Regions from separate parts of the Homo sapiens genome. Here region 1 is linked to region 2. The links are chromatin loops, found by intact Hi-C in ENCODE. Cell type or tissue: mammary epithelial cell. All regions are shown on one strand. Each heading gives the region's core, and the rest is flanking DNA. Links, peaks and the distances in the headings are about the cores only. Region 1 overlaps PADI1 (peptidyl arginine deiminase 1). Region 2 has its middle 20 kb from the start of LINC02783.

The links. A loop is a pair of places that touch in the nucleus more often than their neighbours do. Peaks named below come from ENCODE experiments on the same cell type or tissue, not always from the same donor. Only the 100,000 strongest peaks of a DNase experiment are listed, where the experiment ranks them.
Region 1: a loop joins it to region 2, with 2.2 times the contacts of the local background. A loop is called at or near these places in 3 of 110 quality-filtered maps.

Annotation. Positions count from the first base shown.
Region 1 is chr1:17,210,518-17,223,953 of GRCh38, forward strand. PADI1 (peptidyl arginine deiminase 1) reads left to right here. Exons shown (of 16, transcript NM_013358.3): 2 at 11,773-11,953; 3 at 13,104-13,176. Among named protein-coding and RNA genes, the nearest start is that of PADI1, 12 kb to the left of the region's middle. RefSeq lists an enhancer at 1-194. In mammary epithelial cell, for the core only: a CTCF peak has its summit at 1,721; DNase peaks (open chromatin) are centred at 4,664 and 5,114; H3K27ac peaks cover 539 bases.
Region 2 is chr1:17,161,133-17,177,688 of GRCh38, forward strand. No RefSeq gene overlaps it. Among named protein-coding and RNA genes, the nearest start is that of LINC02783, 20 kb to the right of the region's middle. In mammary epithelial cell, for the core only: no CTCF peak of the experiment used is centred there; a DNase peak (open chromatin) is centred at 7,039; H3K27ac peaks cover 461 bases.

The DNA of each region.
Region 1 (13,436 bases), core at 804-8,803, 47 kb after region 2:
TCCTGGCTGGGCAGAGCTCCACTTGGGAGAAAGCTGGTTCAGCCTGCGCCCTCAGCCTGGGCTCTCTGGGCGTGCCCCTCCCCAAGCAATGACAGGGCATAAGGCACCCACTAGTGTGATTTCTGTGAATGAGGGAGAAGACAGGACACAGCCACATCATGTGTGATTCTAGACTCCTGAGAAAATGCCTGAGCCTGCTGAGGGGTCTGGGACATCAGCCATTGCCCTCCCTCAACCTCCAGCAGCCCCAGCCAGCCCCGGGGAGAGGATGCAGGGGAAAGCTAAAGCCAGGGTTGCAGCCAGGGGACTGGGGGTTGGAGCTGCCCCCTCCTACTGTCTGGTGCCCACACCTCCCATCTCAAGGAACCTCCTGTGGTCTTTTCCCCAGGGCCGTCTGCTCCCGGGCACCTGCTCTGTGCTGGGTTCTGGCACTCGGTGATGATACGGCCCATGGCCACATGTGAGGAGCTTCCATCCTAGTTGGAGAGTTAAACAAATTTCAGGATGTGGGTTTCAACAATTGCACACCTGACCCATTTTCTTGGTCAGGGAGGAGAGTGAAGGGAGGTGCCAGGGTCCTATTAACGACAGGGCCCTGTGTCCTCTTTTGTCCGGGTCTGCCCACTCCTCCATGCCTTTCAGATGCCCTCTGTGACTGTAATGATCATGATGGCAGCCCTGGTTTTTTGTTTTTGTTTTTGTTTTTTTTTGAGACGGAGTCTTGCTCTGTCACCCAGGCTGGAGTGCAGTGGCACGATCTTGGCTCACTGCAACCTCCGCCTCCCAGGTTGAAGCAATTCCTCTCCCTCCACCATGCCCAGCTAGTTTTTTGTATTTTTAATAGAGATGGGGTTTTACTATGTAGGCCAGGCTGGTCTTGAACTCCTGACCTCAGCCTCCCAAAGTGCTCGGATTACAGGCATGAGCCACCATGCCCAGCCGGCAGCCCTGTTTTAAGTGCTCACTGCACCATCTCAGTTAAACCTCACAACAAGCCTGTGAGATGGGGACTACTATAATCCCCATTTGCAGACACGCGGAGACACAGAGAGGTTAAGAGACTTTTCTGAAGTCACACAGCCCACAAATGCCAGAGCTGGGATTTGGACCCAGGTCCACCTGGTTCTAAATTCTGTGAGCCTAACCCTGTGACTGCCCAGGCTCTGAGACTCTTCTATGTTGCTGGGTAAGTGAGGGGTGAAGTGAAGGCAGGGCAGCAGATGAGCTTTGGAATCAGACCCAGGCAGGGGCCAAGCACGGCTGTGCCCCATCACCCTCTGTGTGACCTCTCTGTATTTCAGCTCATTTTCTGTAAAATGGGGAGAAGAATAATCACTCCCCTATTAGCAGGCAGGGGCCATGGGGATGGAATCAGAGAATGGAGTAAAAACCCTCCGTAGACTCTGTGGACCCCACAAGGGCAAAGCCAAGGATGATTTGTCTCTGCTTTCCTGGTGCCCAGCATGGGACCTGATGTACAGTAGCTACCCAGGAAGGTACGTTGAGGCAGAGCCACTGGCAGCACTAATGGGAGCCCTGTGTGCCCCAGGGAAGCTGCTGGCCTTTAGCTGGAGCTCACGGGGTGGCGGCCAGTACCCCGGGACTATCAGCCTCCAGGCAGATCCCTGGCTCCAGGCAGAATCACCCACGGAGCTGGTCACCCCAGGAGATTTGCTGGGCCCTGCTGCCTGACCCTACGGCATTTCTTGTGGCTTCATTCCAGGACACCTAGCGGCTGGCACCTGTGGGGCTCCTGGCAGGCCAGATCCTGGCCAGGCGTGCAGGGGAGCCACAGGCTCAGCCAGCAGTGCCTGCTCTTCAGCCTTTTCGTCCGATTCTGCCTGATTCTCCCCCTCCTGCCCCCACCACTCATCCAGCACAGTGCCCCAGACGACCCCCAAGAGCACATTGGCCCCCACCCCCACCCACTCAGTTTCTGCCCCCAGGATCTGGCCATGTCCAAAGTGCAGGATAGGACAGTTGGCAGGGAAGCATTCCTCTGTGACTGCTGTATTTCTCTTCTCCCTAGAGACCAGGTGGTACATTTCTGAGCTGTTGACCTAAGATTTGGCCGGTGGAGCCCCAGTGGGCCGAGGCTTCTGGGAAGCAAGTTGCAGCCACGCAAAAGGAAAAGCTTTCTAATTACCTGAACTGTCAAAGCAGAGAGGGGTGTGAGGTAGTGAGCTGTCAGTCTTTGGGAGTGGGCAGGGGGCTGGCCGGGATGACCTCCAAGGCCCGTCTCTGACCCAAGGCCTATGCTATGCAAGATGCTCCCTGGTCTCTTCTGTCATTTTAGGGCAGACAAGGACAAGAAGATCACAGGCACCACCCCCCTCGCCTTGCCGCTGTAAGATGTGGGTGTGTGGTGGGGCCAGGGGGCTGTGGCTTTCCTGCCTTGGTGCCGCCACCCTCCCTAGGCCTCCCTGGCCTGCTGCCAAAGAGCCATGCAGAGGAGCTCGAATTGCACACTCTCTCAACACATTCCTGTTTCCTTCCGACATCCCTGATCGTCTCCTCCTTCCAGTCCCCGACAAGGGCATGCTCAGGGCACACACGCACTCATTTTAATACCAGCCAGGACAGCTTCTCACTTTGCTATCTGGGTGACCTGAGTAAAGTTACTTAACTTCTCCGAGATTTCTTCATCTGTGAAGTGGGGACGTAATCTCCTACCAGGCTGGTAGGAGCAGGGAAAAGTAAAAAAAGAAAAGAAAGCTGATCAGCTCCAAGCCTGCCTTTCTTCATGGTCCAGGACGCATTGCCCTCCTATGCAAGTAACTCACAATCTTCCTGCACCCAGCTTTCACCAGACCCCTGCAACTGAGCTCCCCGCGGCCTGGGCATAATCAGTACTGCACAAAGCCCTCTTCAACAGACAGATAAACATCGTCCTATAAAATCCCCAGCAAGTCTTTGTTTCTTTGCAGTCGGCTTCACCCCAGAGAGAGGCTTCTTTCTTGAAGGCTGACTTTTGTGTCTCTGGCGATGTATTTTCCTACTTTCTGTAATCAATCTGCTTTCCTTTACACACAGCTGTCCTGGTAAATTCTTTTACTCCTGCATTACCGGCCGTCATTACCCTGTGACAAGTAACACCTACCTTGGTCGGGGAGCAGGAGTTGGAGTGAAGTCTAGATGAGATCATGGATAGCAAAAGCTAAGCACGTGCCTGGCACACGGCAGGTGCTTGAAAATGCAGGCTCTTTCCCTGCCCCACTAGAACCCATGGAACATGCTGCCTTATGCCATAACCAGTGGGTGAACCTGCACCTTACCACAGGAGGCGGGCAGGGGTGGAGAGTAGTTGGTTTTACACTCCTCATCCCGCCCTCCGCGTCTCCTTTTGTGAGATTCTCTAAGAATTCACCCCATTCTGCCCATAACCTCTCTATTGAACCTGATGCAACTGGCCCTGCTGTGGGCATGAGGTTGGTGGGCATTGCAGGGTGAGTAGGAGGACGCTGCTCTGGGCGGCGCAGACGAGATGTGAAGTGGCCCCCAGGAAGGTCTGAACCAGGGCCATGGGGGCACAGAGGAAGCACATAAGGTTTCTGGCTGGAGTGAGTTGGGCTGTCTGGGGATTCTGAGAAGAGTAATTGTAACCATGGTGACAGCATCTAACGCTGAGAAGTCATCATCTCAGGGAATCCCTCCAACAGTCTAGGAAGTAGCTCTTGGGATTGTGTCCATTTTACAGCGGAGGAAAATCGAGGCAGTTGAGTGACCCAGTTGGAGGCCATGCTCCACACAGAACCCACACTTCACTCCATGGAAGAGGTGGCATTTGAAGTGGGTCTTGAAGAATGCAAAAGACCCCCCTGCCCCCCGCCCCATGACTTGGCCCAGCAGAGATGGGGGAGCAGCCTGGTGAGGGGCAGGCTCATCAGCATAACAGTGGAAACCATGATGATATAACAGTGATTACCAAGACACCTGACAGGGTGACTCCTGTAGTGGTAATGATTTGGCCTTTTTTATTTGGAGGGGTGCTTTCAAATCTGTGACCTCACCTGACTGTGCATTTGGGGACATGCCAGTACTGCATATCTGGGGGTTGGTTAGGTCTGGGGGCTACATCATGAGACATCACCAAAGAGAAGCATCTTGGAGAGGATTATTAGATTTGGAGGAAGCCGGGAGCAGCTCCAGAAAGCTGGCGCAATACAGCCCACTGCAGGGTGGCCTGGGGCTCCCCACAAGCTCCCACTCCTGCCTGTCACACCTCCCAAGGGCAGCCCTTCATCCATGACCAGGCCCACAGATCTGGGCACCTGAGAGATAAGGAAAGGCAGTATAAGCCCCGTCTCCCAGCCCCGGGGCAAGGGTTGGGGTAGGATGCCAAGGGAATGAGAATCAAAGGCAGCGCAGGGCTCACCCGGCATAACCTGCCTTGCTTGGGTGCCAGAGAGAATAAGCAGACCCCTCCTCCTGCCTCTTCCTGGTGGTTTTCAAAGCTCCTGCTGGGGTACCTGCCGCTCTTCTGTAGCTGAAGCTGACCTGGATGGGGGTGATGGGAACCAAGTCTTGAAGGCAGTGGGGCTGGGAACTAGAATAGGCCCCTCCCCATGCCTGTGGGAGTGGCCCTGGGCCTCAGACCTGCATAGCAGGTGTCTCCTGCAGGAAGCCACATTTCCCCCAAGGCCTGACCCCTCTAGGCACTGCCCACTCATCTGTTACTCACAGGGGAGGGAGACACTGAGACCAGGAGCCCAGCACCCCAGAGAGAGGTGAACAGAGGTGTGAGCTATTGAGCAAGTTTGGGGTGGGGAGGGAGCAGATCTAGACTACAGGAAGCTAGGCTGGGCTTGGAGGGTCTTGATAGCCCCAGAGAAATTGTACCTGTCATTTCTTCCCCCTTCTTTCATCATCATCATCATCGTCATCATCATCATCATCATCATTTTCTACCAAGACTCCAAATAGGGGGCTGTGACTTAGAGATGTCAACTTTTGCCCAAAGCTAGGGATTGGCTCCACAGAGTCCTGCTTCCCTTGAAAGGGCTGTGTCTGGCACCGGTGGTCCCTGAGTGGGGTGGAGCAGGAGTCACCCATGAGCTAGAAACCCTTCTGCTGCCAGCTGGGTGCCCTGGGCTTGTGGCTACTTGCTCTTGGAACTCATGGGCCAGGCCGACTGGATTCAATCATGACTCAGCCACCTCCCCGCTGGGCAGTCCTGAGAAAGCCACTCCACCATCCTGAGTCGCTGTGTCCTTGTCCAGAACGCGTTGATTGTGCCCCTGGTTCATGCCAGGCACTAAGCTGGATGCAGAGATGACAGCAGCGATGCAGACAGCATAAAACAGAAAAAAAATCTCTGCATTTTAGAGGGAGAGACTGCAATGAGCAGATATGTGCTCTGTCAGGTGGCTGGGAGGTGGCCGGTGCCATGGGCTGGAATGAAGCTGGGGTTGGGGAACCAGACTCATGGTGTCATTTGTGTCACGCCATTTGCAACAGGCAAGAAGGGTACATCAGAAAGGCCTCGTATGCTACCCTGAGAGAAGGAAGTGAGGGGCTGGGCGGACCGCAGGGATTGGTGACAGGAACATTCCGGACAGACAGAGCTGCAGCCCTGGCATGCTTGAAGAACGGCAGGAACAAGCAAGAGGGCGTGGGGAGGGAAAGCAATGGGTCAGGAAAGCCTGGGAGGCCACACAGGCTCTGGTGACAGCCTCTGAGCAGGAGGGATGCAACGGGACTTCTATTTTAAAAGGTCCCTCTGGCTGCTATGTTGAAGCTGGACTGTGGGGAGAGAGGGGAAGCAGGTCACTGGCCTATGATAAAAATCCACATGGAAGCAACTGGTGGCTTGGACAGGATGTGAGCTGTGGCAGAGGTGAGAGCGGTCAGGGTCTGCAGTTGCTATGAAGGTGGAGCTGATGGGATTTGCTGAGGGGCTGGCTGTGCGAGTGAGGGAACAAGAGGAGGTGAGGCTGAATTGGAAGGTGGAGCTGCTATGGACAGACTTGCGGTGGGTTGGGCAGGAGCAGGTTTGAAAGGAGTGGGGAAGGAGTGGGCATGGGGAAGCAGGAGTTTGGCTTTGGATGTGTGAAATTTAAAATGCTTGGTAGGGCTGGGCGCAGTGGCTCACGCCTGTAATCCCAGCACTGTGGGAGGCCGAGGTTGGCAGATCACTTGAGGTCGGGAGTTCAAGACCAGCCTGGCCAACATGGCGAAACCCCATCTCTACTAAAAATACAAAAATTAGCTGGCGTGGTGGTGAGCTCCTGTAATCCCAGCTACTTGGGAGGCTGAGGCAGGAGAATCGCTTGAACCCAGGAGGCAGAGGTTGCAGTGAGCTGAGATCATGCCTTTGCACTCCAGCCTGGGTGACAGAGCACGACGTTGTCTCAAAAAATAAAAAATAAATAAAATAAAATGCCTGGTAGACACCCAGGGAGAAACTCAGAAAGCAAGAAGTCTGAGAGTTCTAACCATATTGATGTGGCAGGTGGAGAAAACCAAGGGAGTGGGTGTAGACAGAAGAAAGGAGGAGAGGAGAGGGGAGGGAGGGGAGGAGAGGAGGAGAGGGGAGGGAGGGGAGGAGAGGAGGAGAGGGGAGGCTGAGCCCTAAGCCAGGTGCGCTGGGGCCAGCCGCACTCTGAAGAGTACCAGTGTAGGGATTCTGCCCGTTGCCGATGGTGCCTATTCCAATTACACATTTCAGAACTTGTTGGGGTGGGGCGGAACCACACATGGGCTCAGGGGCTACTGGACCCACTGTAAGATGAACCTGAGCTGAAACTCCATGGATCACCTGGCCTCCATGAGCCCCTGCTCTGCCAGGTGGGCCGCAGTGTTGTTTAGGGTCTCCTAGACCAGTTCAGGGCCGGTGTGCAGGAGAACTAGAAATGTACGATTATTTCCTTTTCCCCAGTGACAGTCACCCTGGTAAAAAGTTGTGTGTCCTCTCGGGGAAGGCTGGGAGAAAGTTGAACAGTGTGTTTGTGGCAATGTACCAGGGTCCTTCCTCAAGGAGATCTGATTGTTTAATTTTTAAGAAGGTTATGAACCCCTTGTTAAACACAGCCACTATTTAAAATTAAATATACACACAATTAAGCAAATTATATTAAAAACAAAGGCAGTAGTACTGAAAACTCATCACTGCTTAATTATTTTACTGCATTTTACCATTGTCCAGATATAGTGGAAATAGTGATGTCACGAGGTGCTATTATGCAGCTCTTTGAAACTCTGAGTCCAATGATGTTGGGCTGGTAACTTGAAACTGGCTAGAGTGGGAGTGTTTACACCACAGACATTGGTCAAGGCTACAAATCAGGGCTTCATTCATCGTTTTATCAAATGCCTAGAGTTCAGAAAGTGATGGAGACAGGTTAACAATGTCAACTCAATTTAAAAGTGTATTGCGTCTATAGCCATGACATTGTGGTTAGTACCAAAAATTGATGAAATGTTCCTCCAGGATTATCTGATTCAGCAAAGAGGTTGCTCATATCCTAGATGAATGAATGAAGGGTGACATGCATCTTCATTGTTTCCCCTTTCATCTTATTCGTGAATGCCAACAAAAATATCAACCAACGTTTACGTCACATATCAGATTTAGTGACAATAAACTTATGGAGGAAAGAATGAGCAGATTGGGATGCAATTGCATTGGTCAAATCATGGTCAAATTGCAACCACAGGTTGGCTACAGTTGCAAGAGAGGGCATCTGGAGGAATCAATGTACTATATAGAATTTACAACACATTTTACAATAAAGAATTATATGTATTATACTATTATTTTTACATTATGTGCTACACACTATTTACATCAGTAAAATTTATAATAAATTTATATATACATATATATGCATAAGAACCCCCCCACTCCAGAGAGCTGGTTGTTAAACATTTGCCAGCACACCACTGCCTGGAGTTAGGGGGTAAGGGGGAGTGACACAGCAAAGGCATTAGAGGAAAGGCCACGGAGTCAGAGGAGAGCAAGCAGAGCCCGTGTCCCAGCTGCCAAGTGGGAAAGTGTTTCAAAGACAGGTGATCATCTGGGCCAAGTGCCTCTGACAGGTCAATGAGGGGAAGAAGAGAAAAGACCCACTGGGTTTGGCAACAGTGGAGTTTCCTTGGTGTGGTGGGAGGAAAGGCTGATTAGAGGCAGGTTGCAGACGCAAAGAGAAGAAATAATTGGAGGTGTCAAGGGAGCAGAAGAAATGAGGAGGTCAAAGGAGAATGAGTTTGGGGATGGGTGATATTCACGTCTGTGTGCTGGGTGCAAGGGAGGGGAGAAGGGGCAAGGCCAGTGATGCCCTTGAGTAGGGGATGTGCCCCAGGAGGGCTGGTCTTGGGCAAGAGCCCAGACAGCACACCCCTCTTCCCAGGAGGGCAGGCATGGTCGTGGACTCAAAGGCAGGAGGGCTGGGAGATGAGGTGGTGGGAGGAGGGAGGTTGAAGGCTCTGAGTGACAAGGGGGAAGAGTGGGGAGGCTTCTGGAGATAGGAGAAGATAGGACATAGTCCTCTAGGACACTGAAAGAGAAAAGAGCCTGGAGCAATGCTGTAGGAGCACGAGCATGTCACGCATCCATTGAGGTCAGCAGTCATGAGTCCAAGTGAACCATGGTCAGCCGCGTGGTGCAGGTGCAGAGGGGGTGGAGAGTTGGATCTGATTGTATAGCTGGAGCTCTGCCAGGCAGCTCAAGGGAGGGAAGGATGAGCAAAAGATTAGGGAGTGGAGCAAGGGGGTGGCCGCAGCGGGGGACTATGGGATCTATGGGACTATCCTGGGGAAGGGAAGAGGGAACATGAGGGATGAGGGACAGCAGTGGGGGGCGAGTAGAGAGGACTCAGCCTTCAAAGGTCAAGCGTCCCAGTGGGCTGAAGGTTTGGTTGCACTGGTGTGTTAGGAGTGAGCTGGAATATTGGGAAGCGGTGTCCGAGTGGGTTGCTAACAGGGGAGCTTGTAGTGGGTGCAGTTTTTTGATAATAACATTCTATAGCACCTGCCCCGTGAAGGAGGGGATGAGGCCAGGTGGAGGACAGGAGCATTGGATGAGAGGTCAAGGGACTGAGGGACCAGGGTGCAGCACACCATCTACATCGCCATTGAAGTATAAACTGGTGACGGCAGCCGGCTGAGGAACATGGCAGGAGCTGGCACCCTCGAGATGAGGACAGAGCGATGGTGTGCAAAGGTGTCCCTGTAGATGGGTGGTGTAGTCTGGAAATGTCAATGCAAAGCTGGGGGTTTACGGAGTGAAGAAAGATGATGATCTGGAAGGGACATTGAGGAGCATGAAGGACCCTTGCCCACCTCCAGGCCCAGGGGCTGGAGGGAGTAAGGGGGAAGCAGTCACCAGGGAGATGGCTGAAGGGGAGGCCATGCCTGCTATTGGGGGCAGGCTTCTTTTACAGTACAAGATCAAGGAAACTGTCCAGGGTGGGACTGAGGATATCGTGCAGATGATGGTGGCTGGGATTGAAAGGGAGTTGGGGAGGATGAGGAAGGGGGTCAGATGAGAGGATGATAGTCCAGGAGACTTGGGGTTTCCATGGCAACTGATGTAAACGATGAGGAAGAGCAGGTAAGGTGCGAGGACCCCCAAAAGTGCTGTGGAATGTGGTGATTGTAAGGCCAGGAGTGGGGGATGGGGGAGGTGGGTCTTGCCAGCAGCCTGCAGGGGCTCCTGGGGCCCCTGCACACTCCTGCCTCTTCTGTAAAATGGGGATTATAATCTTTGCTTTGGGGGGTTGTGATGAGCATTAGGGAGCGCCAAGTAGGACTCGTGATTGTTGGAATTAGGACTGTTGTCACCGCAGTCAATGGAGACAGTTTTTTGATGGGGCCAAGTGATCATGGCAGAGGTTGTGGAGGGGGTCTGGTTTCTCCAGAGGGCTGAATATTTGGGTGGTTTTTTAGGGGTCCAGGAAAGGATGAAGGCGGGAGAATATGCAGAAGGACCCCTTTTGCAGAGTGGCAGAAAGTGAGAATCCAACCATTTATTAACAAGTGTTTATTGAGCACCTACTATGGGCCAGACACTGTTACAGGTGTTGGGGATGCAGCTGTGAGCAAAACAGACAAAATTCCTCCAGCAGCATCTTTGTAGTCAGGTGGATGTCTGTAAGTGGACTTGACCTTGGGTGGTGTCCTGGTGGCTGATGGCTCTGCCGTGGGGGATGATGTTGGAGAGCCCTGACTTACAAAGGAAGAACAAGCACCAATGTGTAGTTCTCTCATTCAACCTCCTCTCCAGAGTGTGAGCGCCACAGGCTCAAGAGCCTCCTGGAACTCTGGGGATTAGTGCAGTGCCTGGCACAGAGAGGCCATAGTTCACGCTTATGCAGGGGATGAAGAAGAATGAGATGCCACCCACAGAGGCCCTGTTGGTTTTGCTCTGCGTGCCCTGTAGCCTGAGTTTGCAGTGCATCCCCCTCTGATGCTGTGGGCCAGGAAGGCTGGCCCCAACCAGCTGTGGCTGGGAGCAGCTGGTGGTGTGAGGGGTAGGGTGGGGGCCCGGCAGATGAGTGCCCCAGGCTGGGGCCAAGGCAGATGGGAGGCTTCTCAACACCCATTTCTTGATCCCAGAGCTCTGATGTATCAGGTGAATGCGGTGTATTGGGTGATGGAAAGAAGTTGCACGGGGTGCTGGCATTAGTCAAGTTCTAGATCTCCACTCAAGTGCAGATGGGCTTGAATCCCCCTGCAGAGTGGCAGAAAGTGAGAATGCATCCATTCATTCACACGTGTTTATTGGGCACCTACACCTACCATGTGCCAGACACTGTTATAGGTGCTGGGGATGCAGCTGTGAACAAAACAGATAAAATTCCTGCCCTTGTGGAGCTGACCTTCTAGCAAGAGAGATGGACAGTTGACTGGCATTGAGGTGGGAGAATCGCTTGAACCTGGGAGGCGGAGGTTGCAGTGAGCAGAGACTGCACCACTGCACTCCAACCTGGGTGAGAGAGTGAGACTCTGTCTCAAGAAAAAAAAAAAAAAAGAATCAGAGCAGGGGAAGGGAGATGGGGGATCAGTCGGGGGGAAAGGTGGGCAAGGTGCAGCATTAAATGGAGTGATTGGGTGGGGGCAGGAGCTTGCTGAGAAGGTGACATTTAGGCAGAGCCTTGAAGAGGGTGAGGGAAGGAGACTTGTGGACATCTTGGGGAGGAGCAGTCCATGCAGCAGGAGCGGGCAGTGCCAGGACAGCCTTGCCATCTTCATGGCACAACAGGAAGGCCAGCGTGGCTGGAGCTAAGTGAGCGAGGGAAAGCGTAGTAGGGAGGAGGCAGTCAGCAAGGTGGCAGGGGCGCATCAGAAGGGCCTCTTATGCTACTCAAGAGGATTCTGCCTTTTACTGAGTTTGATGGAAACCACTGCTTTCCAGCAAAGGAACAACACGCTCTGCTGTGTGCAAAACAGACTGGAGGGGCCTGGGTGGGACCACGGACCCATGAGAAAGCTGCTCGGTGATCCAGGCGAGGGGTGATGGTGGCTTGGGCCGCAGTGATGTCAGTGGAGGTGGTGAGAGGTGGTGGGTTAGTGGATCTCTGTTGAGCTGGAGAGTTTGGAAGTGTCAGATCTGGAAAGGACTTGGGTGTGGGCTGGGGGTGTCCAAGGGTTTACCATCTATGCCCTGGCTTCCAGATGCTCCTGGCCAGTGGCACTGCCCTGTGCCTCCCCAGCCTGACTGTTGAGGGGTGCCATTTGAACGGCCTGGCAGCCCCAAGCCCCCACCCCACTGTGGCCACTCCCCTGAAGAGAGATGGGAAGACTGGTTCTCTTCCCATCTCTCTTCTCTGCCAGTGATGTGCCCAAGGGTGCCAACAGCTTCAGGGTCTCTGGAAGCTCCGGGGTGGAGGTCTTCATGGTCTACAACCGCACACGTGTGAAAGAGCCCATAGGCAAGGCCCGTTGGCCGCTAGACACTGATGCAGACATGGTCGTATCTGTGGGCACAGCCAGTAAGGAATTAAAGGACTTCAAGGTAAGAGGCCACTTTCTCATAGAAAAGGGTTGGATCTCTCCACCCCCATCCAAGGTAAGAGCCCCACATTGGCAATTCCCATTCCAAAGCTCCCCACTTAACCAAACCTCACAAAGCTTATCACAGTACATACACAAAACGTATCCTGATACAATGCCACTGACGCCCAAAACACGCAAACCTCCACCACCACTCCAGTATCACACATGTACACGTGAGTACTCCCACAAAACACAAGCTCTCCTAGTCACCCCCTCAGATTCACAGACAACTTCACATTAATCCCTGTATTCAGCCCACACACGGACCCAGCAAGATGCCCCAGTGCTCTCGTGTGGGCAGGACCGCACAACAACAACCCGTGCAGGTGCACACACACACGTCCACATCTTTGTGTGCACGGATCTCCCACACCTAAGCCAACCTTCTCTCTCATCGCCTGCCCGAAGCTCAGACGAGTCCCTCCTCACTCGCCCCAGCCCCCAGCACCCAAATCCTAGACATGGCCCTTTCTCCCCGACAGGGAAAAGGCAGGGATAAAGCAGCTGTTGAGGGAGGGGCTCAGGAGCCCACTGTGGGCTCAGACCCCACCTCCTCTGCTTGCTAGCTGAGGGACTGCTGGACTGCAGGCAGGGTCCGGACAGTCTCCTGTCGACTGGGGCCATCCCAGGGGCTCACTGGGATGACCCGGCTGGAGGGCTTGGCACGGATTCTGGACCACGCTAAAAGCTCCAGGACCACTGACTGGGGTGATGGAGTGGGGGTTCTCATTCCCATCTTATTGAGGAACTACCCGAGGCTTAGAGGAGCTGAGAGACTTGCCTAAGTCGATGGAGCCGGCTGCTCCTCCCTCATCTGCCAGCTGCTCCTGCTGGGAGCTGCCCCACCTTTCCCATCCCTCCACCTTTCCCCCACCCTCCTTGCTCCTCACACCTGCTCTGGGAACCAAGGTGGGCTCCACAGCCACTTGCTGGAGAAGGTAGCTCTGAATCCCAGCCGGGAGCCCTTGAGTCTTGGGACTTCAGAGACTGGGGGGGTCTCCAGGCCTCCTGTGCCTCTAAGTAGGGCTGTCAGGATGTGTCCCTCATCACCTCTGCCTCCGCCATCTCTGAAGGTGATGGCCGTGCAGGCTTAGGGCTATGTTCTGCAGGTGAGGGTCTCCTACTTTGGGGAGCAGGAAGACCAAGCTCTGGGCCGCAGCGTGCTTTACCTCACTGGCGTCGGTAAGTAGCAGCTCCCTGGCTGCCCATCTATCCCTTTGCCCCTCCAGGTTGACTGTTTGAGGGTCTTAGTGGATTCCTTGGAGTGGAAGACCCATGGCCAGCTTCCTCCATCACTGAGGGGCTTGGATTCCTCGGGACCTTCTGTCCACTCTGGAACCACAGGGATTGAGACCCAGCAGTCCTTAGGACCACAAGGATCTAGAAACTTCACTGCCCAGTGAACAACGGCTAGACCCACAATAAGCCTCCTTCATCCAGAG
Region 2 (16,556 bases), core at 3,352-11,351:
CTACCTTGGTTTGTATCAGTTATCCCACAGATTTGGCTAGTGTCACAAATATCAGAAAAACAGTGGCTTTAATAAGGGAGGAGAGGAAAGGGTGAAATGGATGTGGTCCAGGACTACTGAAGGCGCTGACTGACATGTGGGGACCAGGCTCTTTCTGTCTCATTGCTCCACTCTCTCTAACACTTGTATTCTACCTCATGATCTAGTCTGGCTGCCCAGGCCCCTCCATCACATCTGCATTCCATCTAATGAGAAGGGAGACAAGGGAAAGGGAAGGCAGGTTTCTTTATTGTTTTTTCTTAAGGACACAACTGAAAGTTGCATGTATCACTTCCTCTCACTTGTCTTGGACATATCCTGGTCACGTGGTCACACCAGCTGCAAGGGATACTGGGAAATGAAGTCTTTAGCTGGGTAGTTTTGTGCCTCAGTGAAGCACATCTCTGAATATTCCAGCTCTGGAGCCTCCTGTGGGCTTGGCTGAGATCTCTGTTGGAGTCCACCACAGCCCAGCTGCTCTCTCCACCCAATACATTTCCCTTGGCCTGCCCGCACCCACCCTAGGTGTTGATCCTGAAAGCATCTGGCAATTCAGTGTGCAAGTCTCCTTCCCAGAGCCAGTTTCCCAGAGCACACTGCCTACAATGCACTGTGAAATGGAAGCAATATGGTTGTAAGGATTAGATGTGATATTTTAAAATGAAACACTTCCATTGAGTAGGTGCTGAATAAATAATGAAACTGGCAAACACCAGTTTACAGATAGCACTGCCTCTTTCAGAAGGTGTTCTAAGACCTTTTCATGCGTGACATCATTCACTCTTTGCAGCCAGGCTATGAGGGTGTACTGTCATTCCCATTTTACAGATGAGGAAGCCGGGGCTCAGAGAGGTTAAGTACTGCACTCCAGCTGCCCAGTTTGTAATTACTCTGATGCAGCACAGACACCTGTCAACCAGCGTGTCAGGATTACAAGGCCAGAGCCCGGAGGACGGTGATGTGGGAAAGGAGCCTGGGCCTCGGTTGCCGCTGCTGGGAACCTCCAGCGCTGTCACCTCATGGGCTCTTCGAGGCTCCCATGTGACCGCAGATGGTAGTGCCTTGTAAACTGTAGAGTACTGGGCATCACTGAGGTGTGGTCATCTCTCGTGATTCTTTTAATAACAATGATAATTGGGCCCATTTGTGGGGCACTCACCATGTGCTGGGCCCTACATTAAACACCTGACAAACATTATGTCATTTGCTTCTCACCAACCCCACGAGGCAGGCAGCTGGCACCGTGCTTCACCAGTGAGGACATAGAGGCTCCGGGAGGTCGGGTCAATTGCCTCAGGTCCCAGGGCTGGGGGGGTGGCAATGTAAGACATGAGCCCAGGTTGGAGTGAGGCCGGAGGGCATCCCTCACCTCGGGGCCTGTGGAAGGATGTTGTTCCTACTACACAGCTGCCCTCGAACAGCCACTTCTCAGGTTCCACTGCACTGACTCTAAGGGGATGGGGACTCGTTTTCCAGGACTGGCCAGTCTCCCAGAGGAAGGGGTCCAGGGAGTTCCTAGGGGACGGAGGAGACAGAGATCCACCCTGGGAAGGCCACTGGTTTGAGGGAGAGGTGCAGCTTCCACCCAGGCAGAGCTACTGGTCCAAGGGATACCCATGGGAGAGCTCCTGGTGTGGCGGGAAAGGCACAGGCTCTGCCTCGGAGGAGACCCCTGTCTAACGAGGGAGGCTTAGCCTCTGCCCCTGCTCCCTGCTGACGGGGACTCTGGATGCCAGCAGATGCCCCAGGAAAGAAGAAGCAGGGATGAGAAGGGGCTGAGGAAGGAGGAAACTGGGCAGGGCTCTGGCCAGAGGCCCATCTCTCCTACCTTGCCCTCCCCCATCTGCCCGGGGCCTCTGTACCAAGCCTGTGAGTAACTGCCCAGCGGCGGCACAGCCAGTCATGAGGACGTGATGAGACTCCATGAGGTAGCCATGCAGGTCCCAGTGAGGAGGACCTGGTGACTCAAGTGCTCTCCAGCCGGCTTGTGCCCTGGGCCAGCTCCACTGTCTGCCTGGGCTGCACCTGCCCCTTGTTGTGTAGCCCCAGGCCACTCCTCCTTCGCAGGCCTGTTTTTCCATCTGCGCATGGGGGAATGGCCCTGGACAGCTTCTCTCCCTGTGTGGCTCAGTCACCTCAGGCCACAGACCCACCAGGAACCCTCTATTTGGGAAACCTGGTCCTGAAGACCTCCTGCCTCTGGTTGCTGTCCTGGCTGGCTCTGTTCCTCACACCTTCTCAACCCCATGCCCCGCAGAGAGTCCCTTTAAAGGATGTCTTTGCCACCACAGCTTAAGGACAGTCCTTGCCTGCACAGTGTCTTTGACTTCATGACCTGTGTGTCCCTGGGCTGGATGGCATGCCACAGTCCCGGTTCTCCTCCTGCTGCTCTGTTGCCTCCGCACCCTCCTGCTGTCTGTCACCCCCGCACCCCCACCCCATGTTGGCAGGGTGCATGGGGTGGGGGACACTTAGCAAGAGGGCCCCTCTATAAGAATGACTCCCAGGGCTCATGCCCAGTGGGGCTTTCACATGGGGGTGTCCCCAGTACAACCCGGCAGGATAAATTAGGAAGATGCTCGTCGCAGTTCCCCATGCCCTACTGTGGATGTGCGGAGTGATTTTCCCCTTCTTCATCGTCATTAGTGAGGCCTTTGTATTACCCCACCCAGGGGGGATTTGGTCTGGGACCCAAAGCCAGGCATCCCTCAGATGCTATGCTCTAAAGAGTTGGGACTGTGTATATCTTGCACATTTTTGTAGCCCAGTTCTGTCTTCCAGGTCTGGCACATAGTAGGTGTTCAGCACATATTTGTAGACTCAGTGGGTGATTGGCTGGTGGAAGAAATGCATCACATGTCATCTGCACAAAGAGGTTGCATGGTACTGTCGGAAAGAGAGAGGAGAAAGGCCTGTGAGGTCCCAGCACAGTGCCGGACGCAGTCAGGGCTTGGTGCGGGCCGACAGTGGTTGAGACACCTGGCTACAGTTTGACAGGGCTGAGTGATGTGAGCTTGCACCTGTTGCCCCGGGTTCCTTCGGGCCTTGATTCGGATTCCTGCCCATGGCCTTTTGGATGGGTCCAGGCCAGCATCTGTCAGAGGAGCTCAGAACTTCTGAAATCTCAGCCTCCAGCTCCCGAGGACTTGTGCGGCCGTCCAGACCTTGATGTTGTCGGCCGTGCCTTCAGCAGTAATTGGAAGGGCAGCCAGCAGCCTTTAGAGGACTCCATCTGAAAAAACAAGGCCGAGGCAGGACTTCACATGAGGGTGACTCCTGGGCTGTGCCAGGCTTTGGATCAGTCCCTGAGTTTCTGCTGAACACCTGCTGTGTGCCTTGCCTGGGGAGGGATGGGCTCCAGGAAAACTGTGAGAAGCAGCTCCTGACATGGAGTTTGGTGTCAGGCAGACTTGAAGTCAAACCCAAACTGATGACCATGGAGAAATTCCTTCAACCCTCTCAGCCTCAGTTTCCTCAAGTGGCCAGACGACCAGGAGGCTGCTGGAGCATGGAGCGCAGCCTCGTATGCTGGAGCTTTAAGAAAAACACTTAATTCTAGGATACGGTCTTGACCCTAAGCATCTCTCTCACATTCCAACTGGGGAGATGGAATTGGAGAGAAGAAAACCGGTAGTTCATAAATCCCACCATGGCATGGATCCCATGTGACATGCAACTGGGAAGAGCGGAGACAGAAGCTCTTCTAGGTTAGAGTGATTAGGGAGGGCTTTCTGGAGGAGGTGGCTCCTGAGCCGAGCCCAGGGGAGGAACAGGCTGTGGACAGGTGGATGGGAGAACAGAGGGTGTGTGGGCAGGGGGACAAGGTGTGGGAGCTGTGGTTGTGGGATAGGACTCATACACTGAACCTGGGTACAGTGTTAATGGGAGGCAGTGGGGTGACCTGAAGACTCTCAAGGACAATTTGGGGTGTAACAAGAATGGGGTGAGAGGCAGGGCCCACAGTCGACAGTCTTCTGGTGGAGGTGCAGGTGAAGGTCGCTGAGTTGGCCCGGTTTAAGGGAGGTTTATTTCTTCAGCTCCCAGCAGAGTTGAAAATAGGTCTTGGCAGTTCAGGGGAGAGATGGGGGTGGGGGGCTACAGCCTCATATCGCCTTCAGGATAAAGTCCAAGCCCTCAGCCCTGTCTGCAGGAACCTCTGGGATTGGGGATTGGGCTTCTTCTCACCTCTCCAGCCTGAGCATCCCCACCCCAATCCTCTAGCCCTGCTGAGGCCCACCCTGTTCCCTGAGCATGCCTCTGCGCCACTGCTCCATGGATCCTTCTGCCTGGAATGCCTTCCCTCATACCCACCTAGCAAACCCCTACTAACCCCTTAAGACTTGGGTTAACATGACCTCCTCCATGACATTTGCCTTGATCTGCCCAGCATGATGGTGCAGGACACTCTCCTCTGTATCCCATAGCGCCTGCTATCCACATCCTTCATAGCCAATTCATTTTGCTCTCACGATAACTGGCTGTGTCACGTTGGTCAAGTAAATAAAATTCTCTGTGCCTCAGTTTCCTAATCTGCAAAATAGGGGCAATAATTGTAGCTGCCTTGGTTGGGTTAACACTTGTAAAGACTTTAGAAGAGTGCCTGGTGCTTAATAAATAGTAAATGTTACCCATTATTAAAATAATTATTCTTACCTCATAGGGCTGTTATGAGGATTAGAAGTCAAGTGCTTGTATCATGCTTGTAACATAGTGAGCCCTAACGAATGAGAGCTATCATCTCCACTGTCTTCATTGTCCCCCTCATCCCCACCATGATCCTCACCATCCCCAACACCATCCCCACCATCCTCCCTTCCATCTCCATCATCCCTACCACCATCCCCAACATCCCCACCATCATCCCCATTACAATCCCCACCACTATTTCCACCATTCCCACCACAGTCACCATCACCCCCACCATCTCCATCATCATCCCCACCATTCCCACCATCCTTACCATCAACATCACCATCCCCACCATCCCCAACACCATTCCCACCATCCCTACCATCACCATCACCATCCCCACCAACATCCCCACCACCCACCATGCCCACCACCATCCCCACCATCAGTTTGCCTACTTGCCTCCTCCAGACTGTGAACCCCTACGGCATGGCTGTGCTTTGGCAATCTCTGATCTCAGTGGGATGCTCAGAATCAGGCATGTAGTAGGTGCTTAGTACAATTTTCTTGGGCAAATGAAGGAAGCAGGGCCCTGGCTTGGGGGCTGGTAAGGAAGGGAAAGGTGTGAGTGAGGTTTAGGAGGGAGAGCTGTCAGGACTGGAACCCCATGGTGGGGGTGGGGGTGGTGGGGAGAAGACTCCAGGCTGGCGCTAACCTGGAAACTGCCCGTACTAGGGGACTCCATCCTCTACAAAGCAACTTCAAAACCCTTTGGATCCAGCCTCTATTGGAGCAGGTGGGCATTAAAAAGGATTTGGGAAAAAACAGATCCCCTCTGAAGTCAGGTCTCCCTAAGCCTCTGGTCTCAGGGACTGTCCACAGCCTTGGACTCCACCCTTAGTCGTAGCTGTTGATTCTATTGTGAGGGGGTCTCTGGGTGACAAGGTTGTGCACAGCTCCAGGAGGATCTTCTCAATAGCCTGAGATGTGGATGGGGGAAGGGAGAGCCTGGGTTACCAGCTCAGAGGATGGGAGAATTAGGGAGGGCTCCCTGGAAGAGGTGTTAGGAGCTAGGGTATAAATCTAGAGAAGGGATAGGTGGCACCAGTGGACAGCATAGAGTTGGAGAAGAATGAGCTCTGGGTCCTCAGGAACTCAACCTGTCCACCTCTTGCCACCTGATGCCCCTTCTCTAGTCCCAACTCTCATCAGCCCCATCTAGCCCACTGCATCTCCCTCTTTCCTGCCCTGCCTCCCTGGCATCCACTCCCTGCAGAGCATCCTGGGCTCAGAACCTTGCAGTGACTCCCACCTCGCTTGGAGTCAAAGCCAAAGGGCACAACTGGCAAACAAGGCTCTCATCCCAGCCCCTGCCTGCTGCTTCTGTCTTTGATCCCACCCTCTTCCCTCCCCCCTCCCTCCCTTCCTGGCCACAGAGGTCTTCTTGCAGCTCCCTAAACCCTGGAGGCAATTTTCCAGCCCAGGGTCTTTGCATAAACTCCACCCACACCGCCCCCCCCCCGCCCCAACCTGGAACGCTCTACTCCTGACAGTGTCTGGGGCTTTCTCATCCAAGGTTTCAGCTTAAATGTTGCCTTGCCCAGGAGGCTTTCTCAGACCTCTTTATTTGCTTCCTTTACAGACCTAACCATGATTTATAATTAAGTGTATTGTTTTAAAACTTATTATCTCTTCTCTTCACCAATATGTCAGCTTCATGAGGACAAAGCTCTGTCTGGCTCCTTATTGCTACATCCCTAGAGCTCCAGGCAGTGCCTGACATCTAAATAGGCCTTTAGGTTAAATGGAATTCTGTGCTTTGACATGAGGAAGGGAAATCAAGGAAGGCCCCCTGGAGGAGGTGTTTAGAGATGGGAAGAAAATGCAGAGAGGAAGATGGGTGCTCAACAGTGAGGACAGGGTTGAGGTGCTCAGAGCTAGGTGGAATGGGCCCAGGGGAGCCCCTTTGCCCTCCCTGGAATATTTTTAGTCCTACCTGAGCCCCGAGAACTTCTGTCTAGGTGTGACCTTGCTCCAGGCAAGCTGTCTTGTAAAATTCCAGAGCCAGGTATACCCAATTCTGCAACGTGGTAGCTGCATGACTGTACAAGTCCCTTAACAGCACCGGGCCTCAGTGACATCATCTGTTAAATGGGTTGGTGATGATAATGGTCAGCATTTATGGAGGAGCCCACACGGTGCTAAGTGCTTTACACATATCAGCTAACTGAATCCTCACTGCTGCCAATGAGACAGGTACTATTGAATCAGAGGCCCGGAGAGAGCTCCACGCGGTTGGTCATACTGGTGAAGAGCTTGGTTCAATGCCTGGTGAACTCTCGGCACAGGGGTTACCAGTGAAACTCATGCTGTGGGCATTTGTTTCCCTCCAAGAGGGACAGCCCCAGTGTCCCTGGACGCTGACTAGGACTGAGTCAGACCCATCCTCATTAGAGTCCCAACCTTGAGGCTGCCTGCACAGAGTGACGTCTGCAGATATGTGGGTCTCTCTCTGAGCCCGGTCAGGCTTCACGCCCCTCAGAGCCTGCCCTGATGTTACCCCCAGCAGGGCTGTGAGTTACCTGGTTCCACCTCCCTGGCTGTGAGCCCGGCCAGCTGCTTTTGTGCCTCACATTTTTATGCCAGTTAATTACAGCCATTACTGCCATTACGAAAAAGTTGTGTGATCTCAGGCAGGTCCAGGAGACCCCGAGGCTCCTGGGGGATCTGCCATGCATGGATGTTTGAGAGGAGGCTCTCCCGTGCCTGCCTGTTCTGTCTTCCACTGGACTAGGTCCCTTTGAGGTTAAAGATGGTGTCCCACATTAGGCTGGTGTCCTGGACAAAAATTTTAAAAGAATCTTTTAAAAGGCATGACTGAGTTGGCAAGAATGTAGAGGAAGTGCTCCAAAGCCAAAAAAAAAAAAAAAAAAAGAATGTCTACACAAATCAAGAGGGGGTGAACCCTCGACTGGAGGCTGGCCTAAAAGATTCCTGTAAACTAGAGCTTTGTTGTTTTTAAAGTTGTGGTCAACTTCACGTAGAGTAGAATTCACCCTTTTTAGTATAAAGTTCTTTGAGTGTTGACTAATGCATAGAGTTGTGTACCCGCCATCACAAATCAAGGTATAGAAGTTTAATCTCTCGTCAATGTCCCTGAATCCTTTGGAAGTCAATCCCTGTTCTCACTTCTGCCTCCTGGCAAACACTAATCTGTCTTCTCTTCCTATATTTTTGCCTTTTCCAGGATGTCACAAAAATGGAATCATCCAGCAACACGTTGTCTTTCGAGTCTGACTTTCACTTAGCATAAGGCAATTGAGATTCATCTATGTTGCGTTTCTAAGTGTGTTAGTATTGTGCAGATGTGCCAGTCTGTTGATCCACTCACTTGCTGAAGAATATCTGAGCTGTCTTCAGCTTTTGGTTATTATGTATTTTTTTTATTTATTTATTTAGACAGTCTCTCTCTGTCTCCTAGGCTGGGGTGCAATGGCGTGATCTTGGCTCACTGCAACCTCCACCTCCTAGGTTCCAGGGATTCTGGTGCCTCAGCCTCCCGAGTAGCTGGGATTACAGGTGTGTGCCACCAAACCCAGCTAATTTTTGTATTTTTAGTAGAGACAGGGTTTCACCATTGTTGGCCAAACTGGTCTCAAATTCCTATCCTCAAATGATCCGCCTGCCTCAGCCTCCCAAAGTGCTGGGATTACAGTGTGAGTCACCGGGCCCGGCCTCATTTATTGATTTTTAAGACAAGGTCTTGCTCTGCTGCCCAGGCTGGAGTGCAGTGGTACAATCATGGCACTGCAGCTTCAAACTCCTGAGCTCAAGCAATCCTCCTACCTCAGCCTCCCGAGTAGTGGGGACTACAGGCATGTGCCACCAGGCCCTGCTAATTATTCCTTTATTTTTTGTAGAGACAGGGTCTCACAATGTTGCCAAGGCTGGTCTCAAACTCCTGAACTCAAGCAGTCCTCCCACCTCCGCCTCCCAAAGTGCTGGGATTACAGGTGTGAGCCACTGCACCCGGCCTGCTTTTGGTTATTATGAGTAAAGCTGATACAAACATTCACGCATAGGTTATGGTGTAAATGTAGTTTTTTCACTTCACTTGGGCAAATAGCTGGGAGTGAGATTGCAGGATTGTATGGTAAGGGTTTGTTTGACTTTATAAGAAACTGCCAAACTGTTTTTCAAAGGGTATGTGCCATTTGATACTCCCTCTCCCACTACAATGTAGAGCTTTGCTTTTAACAGATGCAGGGGAGATAGAAGACGTAGCCCAAGGCCTGACCGAGTGGAACTGGGGTCTGAGCTCCCATACGAAGTCAGAGCTTCTGCAGGCAACATCCTTAGTGAAAGGGCAAACTTGAAAAAGATCTACCTTCTAAAAGGATATGGCAAGAAAAGGGTTGGTCTTGGCTTTCACTCAGAATAAAGAGGGAAAGAAACTCTCCCCTGAGCCAGCCCTTATGTGAGATCAGGGCCCAAATTCCCACTTTATTTTATTTTATTTTTATTTTTATTTTTTGTTATACTTTAAATCCTGGGATACATGTGCAGAACATGCAGGTTTGTTACATAGGTATACATGTGCCATGGTGGTTTGCTGCACCCATCAACTCATCATCTAGGTTTTAAACCCCGCATGCATTAGGCTTTTGTCCTAATGCTTTCCCTCCCCTTGCCCCCCAACCCCCAACAGGCCCCCAGTGTGTGATGGTCCCCTCCCTGTGTCCATGTGAAGAAATTTATTTTTAAATTAATTAATTATTTTTGTTTTAAAGAGATGGGGTCTTGCTATGTTGCCCAGGCTGGTCTTGAACTCCTGGCCTCAAGAAATCCTCCTGCCTCACCCCCTAAAGTGCTGGCATTGCTTGTTTGGTCCAGAAACACCAGGCTGAGAACCTAGTTTCAAGGAGTCCCTGGTGAATAGTACTCCCAGGTCTCCAGCAAAAACAAACTAAAATCCTTTCTAGAGAAACACATATCAAACCAGACCTTATAAAGTTCCTACCAGTTAGAATCCTGATGATCATGAGCTCACAATAAAAACATTTAAAAACATGCAAAGAAACCACAAACAGAGGAATCAGACCTGTAAACACTTCAAGGATTGGAATTAGAGTATTCATTTTGGGTAATAAGAGTGCTACATAATTTAAATAAAAGTGTCCTGCTGGGCACAGTAGCTGACGCCTGTAAGCCCAGCACTTTGAGAAAGTCACTTTAGGCCAGGAGTTCAAGACCACCCTGGGCAACATAGTGAGACCCCCGTCTCCACAAAATATTTCTCAAAAATTAGCTGGGTGTGGTGGTGTGTGCCTATAGTCCCAGCTACTTGGGAGGCTGAGGTGAGGATTGCTGGAGTCCAGGAGTTTGAAGCTGCAGTGAGCTGTGATCAAGCCACTGCACTCCAGCCTGGGTAACAGAACGAGACCCTGTCTGTAAAACAAACAAGCAAACAAAACAAAAACAAAAAAAGAAACATAAAACCATAAGCACAGAACAAGAGAGTATTAAAAAGGACCAGACTTGGTTTCTTATAAAAATTCAATGTACATTTAACATATGAGCCAGCAATACCTAAGTATTTGCCAAAGAGAAATGAAAACATGACCATGAGAAGATTTGTATAGGAAAGTTCATAAAAGTTTATAATATCCCAGCACTGAAAACAACATGAATGTTCATCAACAGCGAGCAGATAAACGAATTGCAATTTATAATGGAATATGACTTAGCAATAACAAAGCAATGAACTGCAGATACTTTCTCTTCTTTTTCTTTCTTTCTTTTTTTTTTTGAGATGGAGTCTCGCTCTGTTGCCCAGGCTGGAGTGCAATGGTGCGATCTCGGCTCACTGCAAGCTCCGCCTCCCAGGTTCACGCCATTCTCCTGCCTCAGCCTCCCGAGTAGCTGGGATTACAGGCACCTGCCACCACGCCCGGCTAATTTTTTGTATTTTTAGTAGAGACAGGGTTTCACCGTGTTAGCCAAGATGGTCTCGATCTCCTGATCTTGTGATCCGCCCGCCTCGGCCTCCCAGAGTGCTGGGATTACAGGTGTGAACCACCGCGCCCGGCCTCTTTTTTTTTTTAAGTACACTTGGAAGAGGGCCAAGTGGGTGACTTGTGAGATGAAGTGCCAGATACTTTCAACAACGTGGATTAATCTAAAAAACATTTTGCAGAGAGAAAGAAGCAAGATGCAAAATAATACCAAGTCTATGATTTCATGTGTAATTCTTTGCAGGACAGGCAAAAATCTAGTCTATAGCCACAGAATGCATGTGAGTGGTGGCTTGGGGACAAGGGTTGAGAAAGGGATTGACTGCAAAGGGAAAAGGGACCTTTTGGGGCTAGTGAAAATGTTGTAACTCTTGATTGGGGGTGGTGATTACGTGAGTTTATACATTTGTCAAAACTCATCAAACCATACACTTATTAAAATGGATGCTTTTACTGTATGTAAATTATATACACATGTAAATTATATGTCAATAAAGTTAATTTTATTATTTATTTATTTGAGACAGAGTCTCACTCTGTCACCCAGGCTGGAGTGCAGTGGCACGATCTCAGCTCACTGCAGCCTCTGCCTCCTGGGTTCGAGTAATTCTCCTGCCTCAGCCTCCCAAGTAGCTGGGATTACAGGCGCCCGCCACCACGCCCAGCCAATTTTTGTGTTTTTAGTAGAGACAGGGTTTCACTATGTTGGCCAGGACGGTCTTGAACTCCTGACCTCAAGTGATCCACCCACCTCAGCCTCCCAAAGTGCTGGGATTATACAGGTGTGAGCCAATGCGCCTGGCCCTAAAGTTAATTTTAAAACTAAAAAGGCATTTATCAGGATGGGAGGCCTAGCTGGGATCACTTTTCAGACCTTTTTCTTTCACATGCTGATCATGCTCCTTATCTGTTTATTTATTATTTTTATTTCTTTTAGAAACAGGGTCTTGCTCTGTCATCCAGGCTGGAGTGCAGAGGCATGATCTTGGCTCACTGTAGCCTAGAGCTGTGGTCTCAAGTGATCTTCCCACCTCAACCTCTCAAGTAACTGGGACCACAAGTGTGTGCCACCACACCCAGTTTATAAAGAAAAAAAAGTTTTTAGGGAGGGTTTGTGGCATGGGGTCCCACTATGTTGCTCAGGCTGGTCTTAAACTCTTGACTTCAAACAATCCTCCAGCCACCACACCTGGTGATCATGCTCCCTCTTGAGACCCTCTCTCTTCTGGGACATCCCACTTTCTCTTGGGTTTTCTCCTACCTCCCTGGCTCCTTTGTTCTCCCCAAACTCTAAACATTGGAGGGCCTCAGGGCTCTGTCCTTGGGCCCCATCTCTCTCCTACCCACACTCACTCCCTAGGAGATCTCTGGCTTTGAAATTGTCTGCCCACTCCCACAATCCTATGTCCAGCCCAGACCTCTGGCTTTGGACTCCAGTGAGATTAACCAGTCCCCTCCCCTGTGTTGCCCCTTGGAGGTCTAATAGGCACCTCAACCTCACACCTGCAAAACCATCCTCCTGATGTCCAGCCCTGCAAACTTGCCCCTCCCTGAGACTTCCCCATGCTTCTGGGTGCCTGTGCCAAAACCGTGAAGTCATCCACTCCTGTCTTCCTCTCACACCCCACAGTTTATCCATCAGTGAACCCTGTCGGATCTGCCTCCCAAAAATCATCTCTGACTGTTTATTACCTGCTCCACTACTTCCTCCCTGGTCCAAGACACCATTGCTTCTCGCCAGGATTATGATTGCTTCTCTGACTGGTCTCTCTGCTTTCTACCCTTGCCTCCCTCTAATCTGTGGTCAGCAAAGCAGCCAGAGGGATTCTGCCAAGTTATGCCTCTCCTTTGCTCAAACCCTTCCGGCAACTCCTCATCTCACTTGGAGGAAGCAGACCCTTCCTTTGGCCTATAAGGACAACATGATTCTGCCTTTCATTTCTCTGACTTCATCCCCTAGTACTCTGGTATGGTTTGGCTGTGTCCTCACCCAAATCTCATCTTGAATTGTAGCTCCCATAATTCCCACATGTTGTGGGAGGATCCCAGTGGGAGATAATTGAATTGTGGGGGCGGTTTCCCCCATACTGTTCTTGTGGTAGTGAATAAGTCTCACGAGATCTGATGATTTTATGAAGGGTTTCACCTTTGGCTTGGTTCTCATTCTGTCTCTTGCCTGCCACCATGTAAGATGTGCCGTTTGCCTTCCGCCATGATTGTGAGGCCTCCCCAGCCATGTAGAACAGTGAGTCCATTAAATCTCTTTTTCTGTATAAATTACCCAGTCTCAGATATGTCTTTATGAGCAGTGTGAAAACAGACTAATACATAACGTGTCCCTTCCCCTCCCCTACCCCTGGGCCACACTAGCCTCCCAGTGGTTCTTTGAATGAGTCAACCATGGTCCTGCACTTGCTGCTCCCTCTTCTGGGTCTCAGACTCTCCAGGTGTCCCCATGGCTGTGTCCTTTCATCCTTCAGGTCACTCTTAGTTTGCTTTGCTAGAGAGGCTTCCTGACCCCTGTAGAAATCAGTGCCCTTGCCCCACTCTGTGTGCTAATCATCACCGAGGCGAACATCGATCACCTGGCTGAGGTAGTGTTCATCAGTTTTCACTTGTTATGGGTTGAATTGTGTCCCTGCTACTCACCTAAAATTCACATGCTGAAATCCTAACCCCTAATACCTCAGAATGTGACCTTATCTGGAGACAGGGTCTTTACAGAGGTAATCACGTTAAAATGAAGTTGTTAAGGTGGGCACTAATCCAATGTGACTGGTGTCCTAATAAAAAAGAGTAAATTTGGAAAGACATGCACACAGGGAGACACCGTGTGAACGTGAAGATGGTCATCTATAAGCCAAGGAGAGAAGCCTGGAATAGCTTTGGTATGATTAAGCTTTGTGTCCCCACTCAAATCTCATCTTGAATTGTAATCCCCATAATCCCCATAATCTCTTCATGTCAAGGGAGAGACGAGGTGGAGGTAATTGAATCATGGGGGCAGTTTCTCCCATGCTGTTCTCGTGATAGTGAGTGAGTTCTCATGAGATCTGATGATTTTATAAGGGGCTCTTCCCCCTTCACTTCTCCTTCCTGTCGCCTTGTGAAGAAGGGGCCTTTCTTCCCCTTAGCCTTCCGCCATGATTGTAAGTTTCCTGAGGCCTCCCCAGACACGCTGAACTGTGAGTCAATTAAACCTCTTTCCTTTACAAATTACCCAGTCTTGGGCAGTTCTTTATTGCCGTATGAAAATGGACTAATACAAGCTCCTTCTCTCACAGCCCTCAGAAGGAACCAACCCTACCAACACCTTGATTTTGAACTTTCAGCCTTCAAAATGGTGAGAAATTTGGGAACAAATTTCTGTTGTTTAAGCGACTCAGTTGTGATACCCAGTTATGACAGCCGTAGGACATTGACACAGCACTGTAAAGTTACTCCCCCACCCCACCTGTCCATATTCTCCTCAGTAAATCTACATAAATTATTCTTCTCCATGGACAATATATGTTTTAGTCATATGTTTGTTTGCTTAGCCATTTGTTTATTGTCTATCTCCCCCAACCAGACTCTAATGCCAAGCATGTGTATTTTTGACTCTTTGATTCACTGCCATATTTTAGCACCTAAAACAGAGCCTGGCACACAGTAGCCACTTAAATATTTGGATGAACAAAATTAATGAGCCAGCAATGACAATAATTGGAAATGGACTGGAATAAATTATCTAGCTGAAAAACATATATTGTGAGAGTGGATGAAAAAGCAAAACTTTGTACTAGAGTAAAATATAAAATCAGGCCGAGTGTGGTGGCTCATGCCTGTAATCCCAGCACTTTGGGAGGCTGAGGCAGGTGGATCACTTGAGGTCAGGAGTTTGAGGCCAGCCTGGCCAACATGGTGAAACCCCGTCTCTACTTAAAAAATACAAAAATTAGCTGGGCATGGTGGCACATGCCTGTAATCCCAGCTACTCAGGAGGCTGAAACAGGAGAATCGCTTGAACCTGGGAGGTAGAGGTTGCAGTGAGCCAAGATTGCACCACTGCACTCCAGCCTGGGTGACAGAGTGAAACTGTCTCAAAAAAACTATATATATATATATATATATATATATATATATATATATATATATATACACGCAAATATACAATCATAGGAAGTAGAGAAGCAAAAGAATAGGAAAAGACATACCAAAAAAAAAAAAAAAAAAAGCCAACCCAAAGGAACTAGGTTCAGCTTTAATAAACGTGGATAAGATGGGCTTTAAAGTAAAAACGTTGTGAGGAAACAAGGGAGTTACCATATAATCTTAAAAGGTTCAATACATTGGAATACTGAAACAATTATGAACTTGTATGATCTAATAACATAAGTTCAGAATATATAAAGCTGGGTTTCCTGGGTTTTCTTTTTGCCTCACATATCCCAAATTGGAGAGGCAGCAACCCCAAAACATGAAGGGATGCAGACAAATAAGCCCCAAGAAAAGCTGGCTCTTTCTAGCCAAAGGACCAGGAAGAAGCAGCTGAGAAAGACAAACTTTCAGATGATAACTGCTCTACTCCAGCCAAACACTACAGAAAAAACTGTGACCTTAGCCTTACCTTTCCAGGGAAGGCTGAGTGGAAAACTTTGACTTCCACCTTTTCCAGACTACAAAGAGATGCCTCAACTTTTCAGCTGTGGTGACGTCAGAGAAGGCCGAGGAGCTGGACTTTGATTCTCACTGGGTGATAATGAATACCTTCATACTCTGTAATATCAGTAGACCATGCGGTCTGATGTCCGCATGTAGAGGGGCCTGATCGTCCACCTCTACACTGCAGCAATGAGGGGCTGACTGAGGTGGTAGCAGAGGAGCCCTAGAATTGCATCAGGGCTTTCACTACTGTCCAGTAGTAATGAGGATAACCTCCACTTCCATGTCAACAGTAGAGGCCATATGGGGAGCAGCAACAGGGCACCCCTGTCCCTCTAAGCCTAGTGGGGAGCCTGAGCTCTCACTTTCACTCAACAGTAATCAGAAAGCCCTCCCCACCAGATGTCAACAGAAGCTGAATGGGGAACCTGAACTTCCACTTCCTCCTGGCAGGAATGAGATGGCGCCTCTCTTTTCCCACTAGAGCAGTGTCAGAGAAGGCCTGCTATAACACAGGGTTTCAATAAGATCCAGAGTTTTATAACATAACACCCAAATGTTCAGATTTCAATAGAAAATCATTTGTCATACCAAGAACTAGGAAAATCTCAAGTTGAATGAGAAAAGACAATCAATAGACATCAACACTGAGATGACACAGATGTTAGGATGTTAGAATTATCTGACAAAGGTTTTAAAGCAGCTATCATAAAAATGCTTCAAAGAGCCATTGTAAACACGCTTGAAATAAATGAAAAGGTAGAAAAGCTCGGCAAAGAATAGAAGACACAAAGAACCAAATGGAAATTTTAGAACTTAAAATACAATAACTAAAATTAAAACTTAATGGATAGGCTCAACAACAGAATGAAGACAACACAGGAATTAATCAACAAACTTGAAAATAGAACAATATAATTACTCAATCTGAACAATAGACAAAAAATAGACTGGAAAAAAACTGAACAGAACTTCAGGGACCTGTGGTTAATAATAAAATGACCTCAGGTTTGTTATATAGATAAACTCATGTCAAGGAAAAAAGTAATAATAAAACAATCTAACATTCAGCCACTGGAGTCACAGAAGTAGAGGAGAAAGAGGATGGGGCTGAAAAAGCACTCAAAGAAATAATGGAAAAATTTCCCAAATTTGGCGAAAGACATGAACATACAGATTTAAGAGCTGAGTCACTCCAAACAAGGTAAGCCCAAATAAATTTATTCCAAG